Regions from separate parts of the Mus musculus genome. Here region 1 is linked to region 2. The links are chromatin loops, found by intact Hi-C in ENCODE. Cell type or tissue: gastrocnemius. All regions are shown on one strand. Each heading gives the region's core, and the rest is flanking DNA. Links, peaks and the distances in the headings are about the cores only.

Region 1 (8,330 bases), core at 160-8,159, 65 kb before region 2:
TTCTTCCTCAGCGTAGTCATCCAGAACTTGGAGGGATCTCACAGGTAGTTCAGACAAGCCCTGTCCACTTACTATTGAAGAAACTGGGGCCCAGAGAGGAATAGGGGCTTGCCTAGAGCCATACAACCCATCCATAACAAACTTGAGCCTAGAACTCAAGATTCCCAATGCCTATTTGAAGCCTTGGCAGGCGGGCTACTGTGTAACCTCAGCATTATGACAGCTTCTAAGAGATGCCTGATGCTTGAGCCGTGGTGCCCAAGTGCCAGGGTTACTTGATGGAGCTTGTAGACACCTCCATCATCCCTTTCATACTTACTGATCCCCATGCTCCTCATCCCAGCACTCCAGGTGATAGTCTGTACACCCTGGAGGTCTGAGCCAGGACAGAGTGATGGGTCCCCTCCCCCACATCTGTAGGCCATGTGTCTCCCCCCAAGACTTTGGCAGGTTGCTATGGAAACCAGAGTCTACCCCGTATGCCACTGCCTGCCCGCTGCCAATGGTACCCAGCTGGGTGGGGGTTGAGCCTCTGAGCTCCCTAATCCCCCAGAAAGGGGATATGCACATAGGGTGCTGGGCAGAGAGGAAGGGAGACCCAAACAGAGGAGAGATGTCATAACCAACTTCCCATGGGCTGGAGGTTGTTGGGGACAGGAGTATCTATGGATCTCAGGTCCTGGTTTCAAACTTCTGCTGTAGCTCTAGGTCCTTCAGGAGAACATAAAGCTGATCTGAGCTCCATTCAGGCCCTTCATAGTGCTTCTCTATCAGGGCTGTGGTGAGACCATGGTAGGATGAACCATCCCCTATCTCCCCATCATATCCGATGTCATGGGCAGTACCTGCCAGCTCAGACCTAATACTTGAGTATGGAGACAAGTGTTGCAAACAGGGCTGGCAGGGGTACTGCACAGGAACCTTGTTGAAGGAGCCAGGCAGTGAGAAGTGGGCCCTGCGATTCTCTGTCCTCCGCTCACCGTCCTCCTGTCTGTACCTCCTCTTCCCTGCCAGTCACCGCTAGCCCTGGAAGACACCCACACACACATTCCTGAGTACAAAGCCTGAAACTGACCAGAAGATGAAAGCCTCCAAAGCCCTCTGCTCTAAGCCCATGAGCCTCCCTTTGCTCCTCTCCGAACAGAAGGCACTGACGCCTTGTCCCTGACAGGGATGCTGCAAATGATATCCAACATGGTGACATTGGAGACATAGCATGCAGGAGGAGGGCCAATACCCGCTCGCACTTACAGAGAATTTGAGTTTCCTCTGTCCACCCTCCCAATCCCCACCACAGCTCTGTCATCAGCTCCGTGGGTAGGGATGGGGGACTAAGGGATGTAGGGAATGCAAAAGCACTCTGAAAGCTGGAACTGAAGTGTCCAGGGTTGGGGCATGAACTACAGATATTAATTAGCCCTTGTTCTCCCTGGTTCCTTAATACTCCAGGATGCCAGGCCAATCCCAGCAGGTTCCATAAACTCCCCAGATTCCATGGATCTCCATTAGAGACAGACCATGCCAAGGGACAGAGAGCATAGGCCAGGCAGCCAGCGTTTGGTCCTCAGTGCTCCACCTCCTGAGCTGTATGAGCTTGGGAAAGTCACTTTGCTTCTCTGTGCTTCTGTCAGCCCATCTGTAAAAGGAAGATGCCAAACATTTCTATGCTCCCTTACATAAATCACGTAGAACAGTCACAAAGCCACGTCCTTCTTGTTTCATTTTCTGCTTTGCAGTGTTAGGTATCAAACCTAGGGCCCAGCCATACATGCTAAGCAGGTGCTCTCCCATAGTGCTAGGCCTCAGCTGCCCACAAGGTATCGTTTCTGAATGAGTCTAGCACTTCCATGCTCTTCCCTTGTTTCCCAGAGTCTTACATCAGCATTTTAGCCAAAAGCAGGCAGGTCAGGGCCAGGTCCTGGCGTTGGTAGGGGCCTCTAATGGGTCACCTGCAGTAGGCAGTTCAGCCCCCTACCCAGTGAGGACTGGAGAGAGACTGACATCTATAAAGTGGTTTTGCAGCATAGAGATGAGGGGCAGGGTTAGCAGGCATCTAGGGAAAGAGAGTGGTGGGAGCTGTGATACCAGGATCTGGAGGAGGGACGGGAAGCTGGTGGGAAGTGGAGCAAAGAAGGGCAGGGGTCTCGGGGTGGGGGGAGGGCAGGGCATCCCATAGGCCCTGTGCATCAGAGTGTGGAACTCCAAGTTTGCTGTCAGTGAGAAGCCCACACACTTTAATAATATATCTTGGTTATGTCCCTGCCTTGCTACTGTTCTGCCTGCTGCCCACAGACTCTGAACTCCCATGGCAGGGTGAAGGGGTCCTTATCCTTAACCCACCAGGTTCTGAGCTCACCTTGAACATGGACTCGATTCTTCCTGTTCCATGGGGGGTGGGGGTGGAGGTGGGAGTTTAAAAGCGATCCTTTATTAGCCACCTGTACCCCCACATCTCCCGTGAGTCTTGAGTAGGAAATAACGTAGGGGTGCTGTAATCTCTGTGTCCCAGGAGTCTCAGGAGAATGGGGTAGGCACAGCCCCTCCTCAGCCTGAGGTGGCAGTGGAGGATCCCACCGGCTTCGCATAGGAAACAGGCGCGTGGCAGCCTGTTTCACAGCTGTCCATCGGCCAGGTGCCATGTGTAAAGGTGACAGGGAAAGCCACAGGCCTTGCTAGTAAGAGATAAATAAATGTGGCCTACCAGGAAGCAGCTGGAGCAGGAGAAACTGGGGACCAAAGGGCTGCGCCAAAGTGGGTCAGCTTAGTACCCGCAGCTCAAGGAAACTCAGGTGGATTTTTTTCCTTATTATTTTGTCCGTGCTTTTCTTTCTTCCTTTTTCTCCTTTGCTTTCTCTTCCTCCGGACAGATTCACAGAGGCTCCCTAGCCAATTAGGCCAAATTGCAGGATGAGAGCCATGAATCATGGTCAGCTCAATCCCCATCTCCCCAATGCCACAGCCCCCCAGGAAGATAATAAACAATGTAATCACAGAATTAAAAAATAATCAGTGGTCATAAATAATGCAGGATCCCCAGTTATGTAACCGACTGCCCAGGGAGCCGGGAAGGAGGGAAGGAGTGGGACACTGGGTCTGCAATGCTGGGTCCCTCAGCACTGGCTCTTGAGCATCAAGGCATGTGCGCCCATGTGTGTACGCACGCACAGGCAAGCAGGAGTGCACATACATGTGCACGCACAAACACATGCACTCATGCCCCCTCCCTGCCTTCTTTCAGCTGTGTATGTAGAGTGGGCCAGCATCTGTACCAACCCAGGAGCCTCATGGTAGGTGAAACAGACAGACCCCACCTGTCTTTCTTAGGCTTCCTGTCTAGTAGGGAGGCAGCCGCCAACTGTATCACAACATAGATGTGTAACTGTGACCAATATCGCCCTCAGCTGGGGACCAGCAGGCTTCCTCCAGGAAGTGAGGATGATGGTGGGAGGGAGGGCACACCAGGTGAATCTAGTGGCAGCTGGAGCTCCAGCTCTGGGAGATGTGCAGAGAGATGAGGGGGAGGCCACTTGCTGGAGGGGAAAAGGGGTGGTGTTTGGAAAGCTCAGGAGGTTTTGGAAAAGGGAAAGGCTAGAGGCAGAGGGGTGATGTGGTCCTGATGCTGATCAGGAAAGCTCTAATGCAGAGCATGAACCAAGCACAAACAGGAAATTATTGGGGGGGGGGATTAAATAGGCAAGGCTGAGATCAAGACAGAGGTGAGAGGCACCCCTGGAACAGGGGCTGGGTTCTGTCTCGGCCCTCAGTTCTCCTGTCCCTCCACAGTGCTCCCTCTTGGCCCCTCTGGAACAGTTTAATCTTGTTAGTAAGATGCCAGACCCAGGACTCCCCTTCTGGCTTTACCTCAGCTCTTTCCACGCACTAGGCCTCAGTTTCCCTGTCAGCAAGCACAATAGCGCAGTTAACTCATCAGTGTCTCTCTTGTGCCCCAGCTTTGAGATTTTTCTGGTTCTTTCTCCCCCTCTTTCCTTCTGTGTATATAATTATTTCTCTGTACTCCAAGACAATCCCAAATTACATGTAGGCAAAATGATTATTAAATCTCAGAGAGAAATCACAGATTTCAAGACAGCCAGATCAGAGAGTCAGGTAGCACGGGCCTATTCCACACTTGCTCTCCATGTTGACCTGTGAAACGGTGTGCCAGGAAAGGATTAGCAGGTTTATGAGCTGATCTTGGCCTCCTCAGAAGATGGGTTCTGCGGGTACATGGCTTCCCTTTCTCACCCTCACTTCTGTCCATTAAGTAGTTGGGAAGCCAGATCTGCCTGTGAGCCTCGCAGCCATGGGCCTCAGGGACCTCTTGTAGTCATGTTCTGAATGGGCACACCCACGCTTCAGGCAAAATGGGCAGTACTGGCACATGGGCTATGGAAGACGCACTACCGTATCCTGGCATTCTGAACAGGCTCTGAAACATGCCCGTCATTGTGGCATCTCTTAGGTGAAACCCTGATTTCCGTCTGCTCCTGGTCCTGGCTGTGTGCTCATGTTCACTGGTGCATGGTGGATGCCTGTGTTTTACACTCTTCTGCATACTTTCCCAGGGGCATTAGCTTAAGTCCTCACAGCAGCTCTCAGGCAGGCAGAAGGAAGTTGAGACTTGATTAAGGTTGCTCATAAGTAGTGAAGTCAGGGCTGGAGTCCAGCTCTGGCTTCAGAGCCCAGGTACTAAAGGTTTTGGCTGCCCTAACACTGTCATTTCAAATATGTTTATATCTCTTCCGTGTTCATCTCCCTGAGCAAGGAGAGGGGTGTCAAAGCTAGAGAATACAATTTGAAAGTGGATTATCATCTTCCTTCAATTCCACCGCCAAGAGGGGGCAGACATGAGACCTAAAAACCGCCTCCCTGCTCACTCTCCCTCCAAACCCTGATGCAGAACCAAAAGAGGATGCTAATGCAGAAGGGAAGGGACCCAATGGAAAGGCTGCTAGAACAGGTGCCCAGCCAGGGCTTCCTCAGTGAAAGAAGTATGTCTGGGTTCCTGGGCTTCTAGGCTTCTGCTGGATATACCTGGGACACCCCTGCTATCCCTCAGGCCTGGGTCCTGATAGTGCTCATTCCTGCTGAGTCTGTGGGATTTCAGCCAAGCCATTCAACTCCAGCTTCCTCCTGGCACCCTCAGCCTTGGGCTGAAGCAGCTGCTGACAGCTCTCACTAATCAGAGTCCCATCTGAGCATGCGGCTGTCTGAATGGCAGAGCCACTCCTCAGACTGCCCCAGCACCCAGCCACCAGGCCAAAGAGACAGCACCTGGGAGCTTTATGATCTCAAGGCTGTAGAGCTAATGATTTGATCTGAGGTAGGAAATGACATCACTTTGATCTTGGGGCTCCTCCAAGACCTCCCTGTAAAGCTCTGCTGACATTGGTTAGACACTCAGTGGTAAATGACATTGAGTTCCAGCCAGCTTAGGTGACTTGCCCAAAGTCACCAGGGGGTCCTGATTCCTCCAGTTTGTAGCAGGCCTAAATATCTTCTCATACTGTGTCTTACAGATTCCTAGAGTCTTCCTTAAAGATTGAAAAACAGACCTGAAGAGGGGTAGGGACAGTCAGGTCACTTGTATCTAGAGCCCATCTCCCACTGGCCCAGGTGCTGCAGGTAGTGTCTTTGTTTTGTGCTTTATGCTGGGCCACTTCCCACCCACCCCTCACCAGGCCTGGAGCAGCATCTCGTGGTAGCAGTTCCCAGGAATGAGTTATGGGTTAGGACTTAACTTAGTTAACTTACTAACTGACCTCCCTGAACCCAGGCAGATAACGCCGCGAGATGCTAGAAGCTAGATGCAGTTCCTGATGGCTTACCACATGGCTTTGTCCCTGAGTCTCTGTGGCTCTGACACTTGTTCCCTCCACTGGTTTTCATTGTTTTATGTTTGAGTTCTGGCCTGGATCTCCTCCCTCCATCCTCATGCTCCTTACTCCCCCCTAGGCCTTTGCCTAATCTGTCTCCCTCTCTCACTGCAGACAACAGCAAAGGTGACTGTGTATCTGCAGGAGGGGCTGCCTGCTCAGAGACCAAGGGCTTCCCTTTGGGTGGGTGGGAGGTGGGCAGGCAGAGTAGGGTACAGTGGCCTCCACTGGTGAGCTGCCCCTTGAGTGGTTCTAACAATTGTCTCTGGGCCAGGGTGGATGTTCTCTTTATCACTTCCAAAGATTCCAGGCTTTCTTCTTTTCTCCAGCAAGCCTGGATTGATCTCCATTCATCAATGGACAAGGAAGGCAAGGAGGGAGGAGGTTGCAGAGCATGAGGGTACGAGAAAGGGAGGGTGACTCAGCCAGTGCCACACACCTGTTGGTCCAGTCCCCAGTGTTGGAAAGAGATCCCGGAATGAGTCATTAACTGGTGCCAGTGAGGGTTCCAAGATGCTGGGCGGGGTCTTGTTTTTATGACTGTCCCTTGTCTTTTGTCTCCACTGACTGTGTTATGGTCATGCAGCTAGGGGGTCCCCAGGGCATGGTTTTCAGGGCCTGCTGACCTCTTTTATTCGACCCCTTTTCCATCAGAATGAGCTTGAAACTCTGATCACTATACTATCCTCACCCCAGATAGCAGCTGTACTCAAGAGGAAATGATATATGGATAGACAGGGTGTCTGGTGAAAGGTGGTACGCCTCCCTCCAGGGGACTAAGGGGGTGGTCTGAACAAGTGGCCCATCCTTGTGCAATTTGGCCTTGTGTGTGTTTGAAACAGCCTCTTAGTAGTCTGTAACTCGCCAAGTAGGCTTGGCTGGCTGGCCAGCAAGCCCCAGGGATCCTCCTGCTTCCCCAAGGTAGGATTATAAGCATGCACTACCATGCCCAGCTTTTTTTTTTTTTTTAAGATGGGTTATAGAAGTCAAACTCAAGCACTTTACCAGCTGAACTGTATTCTCAGCCCCAATTTGGATTCTTAACAGTACAAACAAACTTGTGTGACTTCAGTTCAAGCAGTACCTTTCAGAGTCAATGGGCTAGGAGCTAGTGCTCTCTCTCTCTCTCTCTCTCTCTCTCTCTCTCTCTCTCTCTCTCTCTCTCTCACACACACACACACACACACACACACACACACACACACACACACACACACACCTAGGTAATTCTGAGTCCCACCTAGCCCCTCTCACCTCCTCTCCCTTCCCCGGCCAGGTGGTGAGTCAGATCGACAAGCTAACCTCTGACTTTGACTTTGAACTGGAGCCAGATGACTGGACCACGGCCACTGTGAGCAGCACCTCCAGCAGTGACAAGGCAGGTGTGGGCGGCCCCTTTGACCTGGGCCACCTGGACTTCATGACGGCTGATATCCTCTCAGACAGCTGGGAGTTCTGTTCTTTCCTGGATGTCTCCACCCCATCAGACTCGGTGGATGGCCCCGAGGCGCCACGGCCAGGCACAGGCCCTGACTACCAGCTCATGAATGGTGGTTTGCCCATCCCCAACGGGCCACGAGTGGAGACACCAGACTCCTCCAGTGAAGAGGCCTTCAGTGCTGGCCCTGCAAAGGGCCAGGTGCCCCAGCGGACTCCAGGGACGAGGGAGAGGGTACGGTTCAGTGACAAAGTGCTCTACCATGCTCTGTGCTGTGACGATGAAGAGGGGGATGGTGAGGAGGGAGAGGAGGAGGAGGAGGGGGACCTGGCCCCAGAGCTGCCCCGCGTGGAGCCACACACAGGCCCCCTCAAGCCCTCCCCAGCCCCCTACAAGACCAAGCGCTCTCCGTTGACCACCCGACGCTTGGGCCCCACGTTGGCCCCAGAACAGACCCGGAGGGTCACAAGGAACAGCAGCACTCAGACAGTATCAGACAAGAGCACGCAGACAGTGCTGCCCTATACGGCCACCAAACAGAAAGCTAAGGGCAAGAACTAGGGGCTTGGGGGGGGGGGCGGGGGATGCATAGAGGTATAAATATATATATATATTTAAACAAACACAGTCATAATAAAATTCATAAACACTTAAGGATCCGGGGCCCACAGGCCCCAAAGCCTTCAGAAAGCTCATCCTAAACAACCAGATGTCCAGAGTTTACCCTCCTCTCTGTATGGCAGGGTTCCCTGAAGGAAGCTGATCCTTCACCATGCCCACTACAACTCCCCAACACCATGGAAGTCTGTGATCGCTAACCTGGGCCATTTCCTCCAGGGAACCCAGCAGCTGGAGGCAAGCTAAGGGAACAGTATGCCAGGCCAGGGCTCACCAGAGAAACTAAGGACTTAGAGCCCACAGTTGACACCACTCCAGGTAGACCCAGAAGCACCTATGTCCTCCTGAGAAGGCCAGTACCTTGTCTCCCCGACCCCCCGCCCCAGACAACCCTGCCT
Region 2 (8,330 bases), core at 166-8,165:
TCTATGTCCTTGAATTTGTGTGCTGAGATCAAATATAGCTATGTCTATGCTTCTAAATATAAATTTGGCATTAAAAAAAAAAAAAAAACCTGTATACATGGTCCTGCCCTTGAGCCAAGACTCTCATGTAGAGGTCAGAGGATAACCTTGGGTATTAATCCTTGACTTCCATCTTGCCTGAAACAGGATGTCTTTTTTTTTTTTTTTTTTTTTTTTTCTGCTGTGTCTACCAGGCTAGGTGTCCATGAGCTTCCCAACTCAACCGTGATGGGTGGTGAAGGGACACTTTACAATGCAGAGGCTTTTCTTATCCTTGCTCAAGAGCACAGTCCGAGAGGGAAGAAAATAATGAGCATTGGTTCTCAGTTCAAGGAGCTCTGACGCCCCCCAGGAAAGGGAAACAACTTGAACAAAGAGTGCATTATAGTGTGTCTCAAGGACCATTCAGCTGCGATTCAGTCAGTTGGCCACAGATATAGAAAGCTAGGATGACCGTTCTAGCACTCAAGAGTCTCTTAGTTTAGAAGAGGTTGGCTTGGTATTTCTAGCAAGTTCACCGTAGGGACGTTTCCAACAGAGTCCTGTCTGAAGCAGAGGCATTGGCATGAAAGGTGTTCTCCACACTTTCTGTCTGGACAAGGGTCCTCCTATTCTCCTTCTCTGTTTTCTGGACCAGCACTGTGGTGGTTTGAATGAGACTTGCCCCCATAGCTCATATGTTTGGATGCTTGGTCCACAATTATTGAAATTGTTTGAGAAGGATTAGAAAGTATGGGTGTTGTGTCCGGCCAGCAGACCACAACCTGGGTTCTAGCCTGGAAAGGCATTTTGGAAACCTAGAAGAGAAGAGGGGCTAGGTGGCGAGAGAAAGAAATGTAGCCAAGACAGTTATTCTGATCAAAGCTCAAATTTTATTGTTGCGACACTAGTTATGAAGGAAGGGGGAGGGGACCCGATTCCCGCCGAATAATCTCTGGTCCAGTAGAAAGGTGAGCACGTGTGTGGCTCCGCAGGTTCCAGCAGTGGGCGTGGCAGAACGAATGAGCAGGAAGCTCCACCCCTGAGCAAGCTGGTTTCAGGCTGGGGGAGGGGAGACTACAGGGTGGTTGGTTTTTTGAGACAAGGTCTCTTATAGCCCAAGCTGACTTCAAACTTGCTATGTAACCAAAGATGATTGCTAGCTTCTGACCCTCTTACCTTTACCTCCTGCATGCTAGGATTACAGGCATGTGCCACCATCCCCAGTTTTATGCAGAGCTAGATAGCAAACCAAGGCTTTGTACATGCTGAGCAAGCACTCTAGTACTGAGCTATGCCCCAACCCCAAAGCAGCTCATCTTTAGAAAGCAGCTCAGAGACACTGAATGCCTCAGTTGAGAACAAAACTCAAAGTCTATTTGTTTCATCTGCTTCAATAAGGAAAAAAAAGATCAAACCTTGGCTGTATCAGAGCCCAAAACCCTGTTTGAACATTTTTCTAGAGAATCACTGTGACACTTAGCCAACACTGTGGTACTGCCCTCCAAGCTCAGCCTGGAGTTGTTTGCATTTGTAGGCTCCGTGTCCTTAGAGTTTGGACAAGGGCCACCACTCAACCCTGACCACTCATGTAGGGTTCACAGGGCTGCCTTCCAACATCCAATCTATACTGAGGCAAGCAAATGATGAAGACCAGTGCAGGGCTGGAAACAGTAAGTAATGGCCACTGCAGGCTCCTTTTTTTCTGGTGTCCTACTCCCAGGAATGGAGTCTTGGAACAGGTTTCAAACATCTAGAGGGAAATGCTTCCAGCTGGAAGCAGCTGGTAGGGAAAATAGCAGAAGCAATCTCAAGAAAGAATTGATCACCCAAAGAGGATTATCTGAACACTCCACTCTGACTCAGCACACTCAAAACAGCAAATTATAACCCAGCTTGTCTAGCTATCTACGTGCTTCATCTGACTCACTGCCCTGCTTCTTGTTCACCCTCTTTTATATCTGTCCTACTTCCCCATCCTTGGTGAAACCATTCGACCCTCCCTTGCTTTCCCCCAAGAGCTTTCCAGAGCCCAGGCTCATAACACTCCCAATGCTAGGAATCTATATTAGGTTTTCTTGGAGGTTCTACCAATAGAGGTTTAGGGAATTCTCCAAATCAAAGGCTAAGGACAGCGTTTAAAAAACAGAAGAACAGGGGCTGGAGAGATGGCGCAGCTGGCTAAGAGTTTGCTGAGCAAGCACAGGATTTAAGTTAAATCCCCAGCATCCACATTAAATGCAGGGAAAAACACTGTGCACCTGTAATCTCAGTGGTGTGAAGATGGAGACGGAAGGACCCCTGGGGCTTGCTGGATATCCAATCTAGCCTAATCACTGAGCTCCAGGTTAAATGTGAGACCCAATCTCAAAATACAAGGTTGGAAGCCAGACATAGTGGCATACACCTTTAAACCCAACACTTGGAGAAGCATGGACAAGCAGATCTCTGAGATCGAGGCCAGCCTGGTATACACAGTGAATTCCAGGCCAGCTAAGGCTATATAGTGAGACCCTATTGGATGATGATGATGATGATATAAAAGATACCTGATGTTGACCCCTGGCCTCCACAGGCATGTGCACACATGTACATGCACAGCTACATGTACAAACAAGCATACATGTACAAACATGTGCACATCCAAATATAACCAGAAAAAAATGAAGTCCATACTGTGGTGCAGGGGTGACGCTCCCATCGTACTCCTGTGTGGAACCTGTGTTATTCAAACAGGCTTCTCCCTTGGTCTGACTTGAAAGTGAGCCTCTTCCTTGACTTTCAATTCTAAAGGATCTCACTTACTTCACACTAGTCCTGACCTTTCTCTCAGGTTTGGTCCATGACAGGATCAAAAAAAAAAAAAGGCATAGACCAGAACAAGACCAAGGAGTGGCTTGGAGAACAGAGGTCTAGCATATAACACTGACAGTGGCAATCCTCTCACAGAAGGCAGGGAATAAACCACAGGAAATCCAGAAATTCTGACTTCCAGCCAGGTGCTGAAGCTGCCGGGCTAATGTGCTGTGTGCAGAATCACAAGGTCCCTTTGTGTTTGCCGTTTCCAGATAGGTTTGAGATACTGTGCTGGGGCATCTTTGAGCATCTTACCCCATCCTTGGCCCTCAAAGGAAAGCACCAGGCTGTCCCAAAAGGGAGAATATTCCCAGCCCTCCTGGGACACTCCTGACCTTGCCAGTCACTCACACACTTTCCCTCCTGCCCTACCACCAGAAGTGTGTGTGGGGGGGGTGGGGGGGTGTCTCTGCCCACTGGCCACTTCACCCAAGGTTACCGCAATGGATGTAGAGGATTACTTTGTAACTGCTTCTTCCACTGCTGTGGTTAGCAGTCGATAATGAATACAATCTTAGGCTTATTTTCTTAAATCAGGACTTCCAGCACAATAGTGGCCCTTCCTCCTTCCTCATTTCCCATGAGGTCATTCTTTCTAAAGACATTCTCACAGTCAGTCTTACAGAGGAAACACGGCACTCCCAGGTAAGCTGTGGGCCACTATCCTCCCAGGACTTTAACCTCGGGTGGTGGACCCTTCTTCCCTAGCTCTAAAAATCTCCCAATTAGAGAAAGGGATACAGTTTAGTTGGAAGATTTCTTGCACGAAGTCCTGAATTTAACCCCCAACACTACATAAAGAAGATTTCTAGCAGCCCTGTAGCTTTGGCACTTGGAGGGTAAAAGTTCAAGATCACCCTCAGCTACACAGTGGTGGTGCACGCCTTTAATTCCAGCACTTGGGAGGCAGAGGCAGGCAGATTTCTGAATTCAAGGCCAGCCTGGTCTATACAGAGTGAATTCCAGGTCAGCCAGGGCTACACAGAGAAACCCTGTCTCGAAAAAACAAACAAAACAAAACAAACAACAACAACAAAACAAACAAAAAATCCCCAATCAGTCCTTTGATACACTCTTAGAGTTTGTATTGCTTTCACAATGTGGTTTCTCCATTATCCCTCAACACTCCTACCCGGCCATAAATAACACAGTCCACTTCCTCTTCCCTGAGGGAGGCAGTCTGTCATTGGTAAGCTCACTAGCTGGATAAATTCACTCCCCTCCCAGACATCAGGAAACAGGCACTGACTTAGTCTATTGCTGTGACAAAACACTAGGACCAAGGCAACTTGTAAACAAAAGCATTTCATTAGGCTTAGTTTCAGACAGTTCAGTCTATGATGACCAAGCAAAGGCACGGAACAGCTGAGAGCTCACATCTTGATCTGAAAACCAAAGGCAGCAGTGGTTTTGGGGGTTAGGGGGAGTACCATACCTCCTCATCCTTGCCAAACGTCCACCAATTCCATACTAAGCATTCAAACATACGAGCCTATGGGAGCCGTTCTCATTCAAACCACCACAGCTGCCAACATCACCCCTGCTCTGTTTAAATATGTATTGCCCAGGGTTCTCTGTTCTGTGCCATTCATGTGACTTACCTTTCAGCATTTGGGAGGGGTGGGGTCAGGGTCTAGACACATAGTTCAAGCTGATCATGAACTCACTATATAGCCTAAGCTGACCTCAAACTCACAATGATCTTACTGCCTCTGACTCTTGAGTACTGGGATTACAGGCATGTGCTAATATACCTTTGAACTCTTTAATAATCCGTGGGTAAAGGTGCTTGACCTCACGCCTGACCACCTGGAGCCTGATCTCCTGCTGGACCCACATGGTGGAAGGAAAGAAGTGACTCTGGCGAGTTGCCTCTGACCTCCATATGCGTCATGACACACATGCACAGTAGTGCGTGTGCTCTGATTCAAGCACACATGTGCACACCACACACACACACACACACACACACACACACACACACACACACACATTAAATAAATACACGAATGTTTGAAGAAAGAAAAAAACTCCCTGAAGACAGGGACTCTGGTTCATCTCCTCAATCCCCATATTCTTCCCTGGCTGCTATATTGTAGCTGCCTGAAAGCTCAAACTCGAGAATGCCCTACCCCTGACTGGGGGAAATGGGGTGTAGGGTAGGTTGTTCAACAGGCTGGAGAGCAGACTACTAGGCTCACCTGTCAAGCCTGCTATGGAAGACTTACATGGCCAAGAGAAAGAAGTAGCTTAGCTGTGCTGGGTACCTGCCTCCTTTTCTTTTGTGCATCCTCCCCAGATGTGCCTGCAGTCTGTTGAACCATTGACTGTTTCTCTCCAAGAGCTCTAGAAAGGGAATTTCCTTGGCCCTGTAGCAGGATAGCACAGTGGGCAGGCAGCCTATCAGGCCAAGAAGTGACAAGGAGTTTACTCCCTTCTTTCCCTCCAAGTTCTTGCCAAGGCTGACCAGGGCTCTTGCTCCCATGAGTTCCCCAGCAGTGACAGGAGGAAACACAGCTGAAGAGGGTTCTCTTACCCATTGGTCTTGCATCTGACACCCAGGGTCCTGGCCTTGAACTCGTGGCACAACCCTGCCCCAGCCTTCCAAGCTACTGGGACTACAGGCGCGCCACCACGCCTGGCCGGTCTTGCATCTGAAACGCAGTCTTCCCTTGCTTTTCCATTCACCTTCTAGTTTCCTGTGCTGGGCTCTTCTCTCCACAACCCCCTAACGTTGGGGATTCCCAGGCCTGAGCCTACTCAGATCTCTTTCCTTCTGGGGTTTTTCCCACCCCGCTGTCATCTCATCCCGTCTGATGGCTTGGACTGAAATCCACTTGTCTAAGGAAACTCTCCAGCTAAGACTGAGTCCTTGAGATTTGGGTAACCAGAGACCTATTTATGTCTTTGCTTAACTTTTGTTTCCCGGAACTTTCACATCCCAACCACTGTTCACAAAACAAAATGAGTCTTCCCTGCCTGGTGATTAACCCCAATCTTCTAGCAGTTCCAGCCAAACACTTCGTAGTCATTCTTGCCTTTTCTCTTTCTTGGCAAACCCACATCTGCCACACTGCGGTAAGGCCCTTAATGGAGCCCAGATAGGATGATTAGTATATAGGCCATGACCCAGGGCTGGGGAGAACCACTCCTTACATAGACTAGAAGGAAGGATAGAAGATAGGTAATAGACTGTGAACAGGGAAATTGATAGATACAACTGGTAGCTTGCTTTCTGTTTTCTCCTCTGTTACAGATAAGGCAAGGTCATCATCTATCATAAGGGAAGAAAGCATAGGCTGAGATTGGGGGAACATGAAGATTTTGGGTAGTAGCTCTAAGAAGTAGAATGAATTGATCTCCCGCAATACACAGCATGCTCATTTTGTTTTTCTGACACGGAATCTTGCTGTGTAGCCAAGGCTAGCCTCAAATTACTCTCTTCCCACCTAAGTCTTCCAAGTCACTAGGCTGACAGGCATGTGCCACCGCCCCATCTCATGGCATGGGTGATTATAAACATCTTTTATAGGTCTGGGTATTTTCCATCATGCTTCATGCCCAAGATGGTCGGGTTGCGTGTCTAGCATTCAAGAAACGTACTGCCTGAACTCAACCTCAGCATTAAAGGAGGTGGTGGGAGTGGAGGATGCTTTGTAATCTATGAAGACAAAAATACTAGCCATGATAATGAAAAAGGAGCATTGTAGGCTGAAGATTGATTACTGCAAGTTGAAGATTAATAGAATCCAGTGCAGCAGAAGTCCACAAAAGGAAAAATCAGTTAATGGAGATTGAAGTGGAAATTTAAGGGTTCTTTGGAAAGTTGGTTGGATGGTGTTTTGGCTGGGGCAAACATGTGAAGGAGTGTTTTCCTGAAGTGGACACAGGTGAAAGACTAAGGCAGATTTGACAAAGAATGTTTAGGTAAAGGCCAGGCATGGTGGCCCACACCTTTAATCCTAGCACTCGGAAGGCAGAGGCAGGCGGATTTCTGAGTTCCAGGACAGCCTGGTCTACAAAGTGAGTTCCAGAACAGCCAGGGCTACACAGAGAAACCCTGTCTAGAAAAATCCAAAGAAAGAAAGAAAGAGAGAAAGAAAGAAAGAAAGAGAGAGAGAGAGAGAACATTTAGCTGAAGCAGACACAAAAAAAAGATGTTCTTCTAAAGCGAGCATGTGAAAGGACATGTGATGAAGAATTCTTTGCTAACAACACACATTATTGGTCCACCTTACATTGCATAGTTGAGCTCCATTTGTTGCGACTCCATAGAGAAAAATGCACCAAAAAACTTCTAGTGGTATGCTGCAGTTTCTTGCTGCTTCTGCAGACTCCTTCTGATTGGCAGAGTGATGTCAGCTGAGACAGATACAAATGCTGAGGCAAGACTCATGGAGGACACTTGATGTTTGGAGGGTACAAATAGGACTTGAAGGCCAGTGATGGAGGCTGAGCTTGGCTTGCTTATAGAGCCAGCTATTCAATGTCTGTGAGTCTTGAGTCTTCTCTGAACTTTGCTTCCCTGAGAGAGGCACAGCAGAGAACTTCTCCTGACATTCCTGTTGGCTCTGGTCCCTCCTGCTGATTGGTGCCAGGGCAGAGGTCTGGCTGTCTGTGCTAGGTCTTGTCACCACTATTGCTAACCCGACTCTACCAAACTAGACTACTGATGTATCCATGAAGGGTTTATGAGTGGACTGAGCTGCTTCTGCTGACCTGTGAACTGAACTGCCGATTTCCAGACAACATAGACTGGAGTTGCTCCAAAGAACCTTTCTAAACAGGTCCACTCCCCACCCCTCACCCCCCACCCTGCCCATCCTTTCTTTCCCACTACCTTTGGTGGGTGGTGGGCTAAAGGGGGGTTAAAGCATTTAAGAACCATCATTAAAAGTAGGATTTGAAAAAATTAAAGGTTACCAAAGATGGTATAAATGAAGATGCGTTTGCATGCTAAATAGATATAGCAGAGATTTAAATAAGTTAGAGACTTTTTTCTTTGTTTTTAGATTATTTGTTCTTTATACATTTGAATGCTTTCCCTGCATATGTGCATGTGCCTGATATTCACAGAGGTAGGAAAATGTTGTTAGATTCTCCAGCACTGGGCTTTCTGGATGGTTGTAAGCTGCCATGTGGATGCTGGGAACCTAAACCGGGTCCTCTGCAAAGGCAACAAAGTGCTGCTGCCTGCTGAGCCAGTCCTCCAACCCAGATTTCCCCCCCCCAAAAAATTTGGAGTCAGTAAGGGCCAGAAACAAGAGTAGAACCTGGAGTCATTACTTAGAGATGTGTTCTGAAGAGCGGGCCAGCCATTCTCTCTCCTGCCCCTTTGACTGGCAGCCAGTTGCAAACTGTGACCAAGACTATGGGAACCAGGTATGACTGACAGTCTCTACTCAGATTGGAGAATCTGCCTGACAAGCAGTCTTTATCAGCTCTTGAGATCAAAG

Evidence for each region. Peaks named below come from ENCODE experiments on the same cell type or tissue, not always from the same donor. Only the 100,000 strongest peaks of a DNase experiment are listed, where the experiment ranks them.
Region 1: a loop joins it to region 2, with 10 times the contacts of the local background. A loop is called at or near these places in 1 of 42 quality-filtered maps.

The regions. Positions count from the first base shown.
Region 1 is chr9:58,491,813-58,500,142 of GRCm38, forward strand. It overlaps Insyn1 (inhibitory synaptic factor 1), which reads left to right. Exons shown (of 3, transcript NM_176921.4): 3 at 7,153-7,968. The coding sequence ends at 7,875. Among named protein-coding and RNA genes, the nearest start is that of Insyn1, 7.4 kb to the left of the region's middle. In gastrocnemius, for the core only: CTCF peaks have their summits at 3,413 (motif pointing left) and 4,818 (motif pointing right); DNase peaks (open chromatin) are centred at 474, 4,892 and 5,074.
Region 2 is chr9:58,556,375-58,564,704 of GRCm38, forward strand. No RefSeq gene overlaps it. Among named protein-coding and RNA genes, the nearest start is that of Cd276, 5.5 kb to the left of the region's middle. In gastrocnemius, for the core only: no CTCF peak of the experiment used is centred there; no DNase peak of the experiment used is centred there; H3K27ac peaks cover 1,553 bases.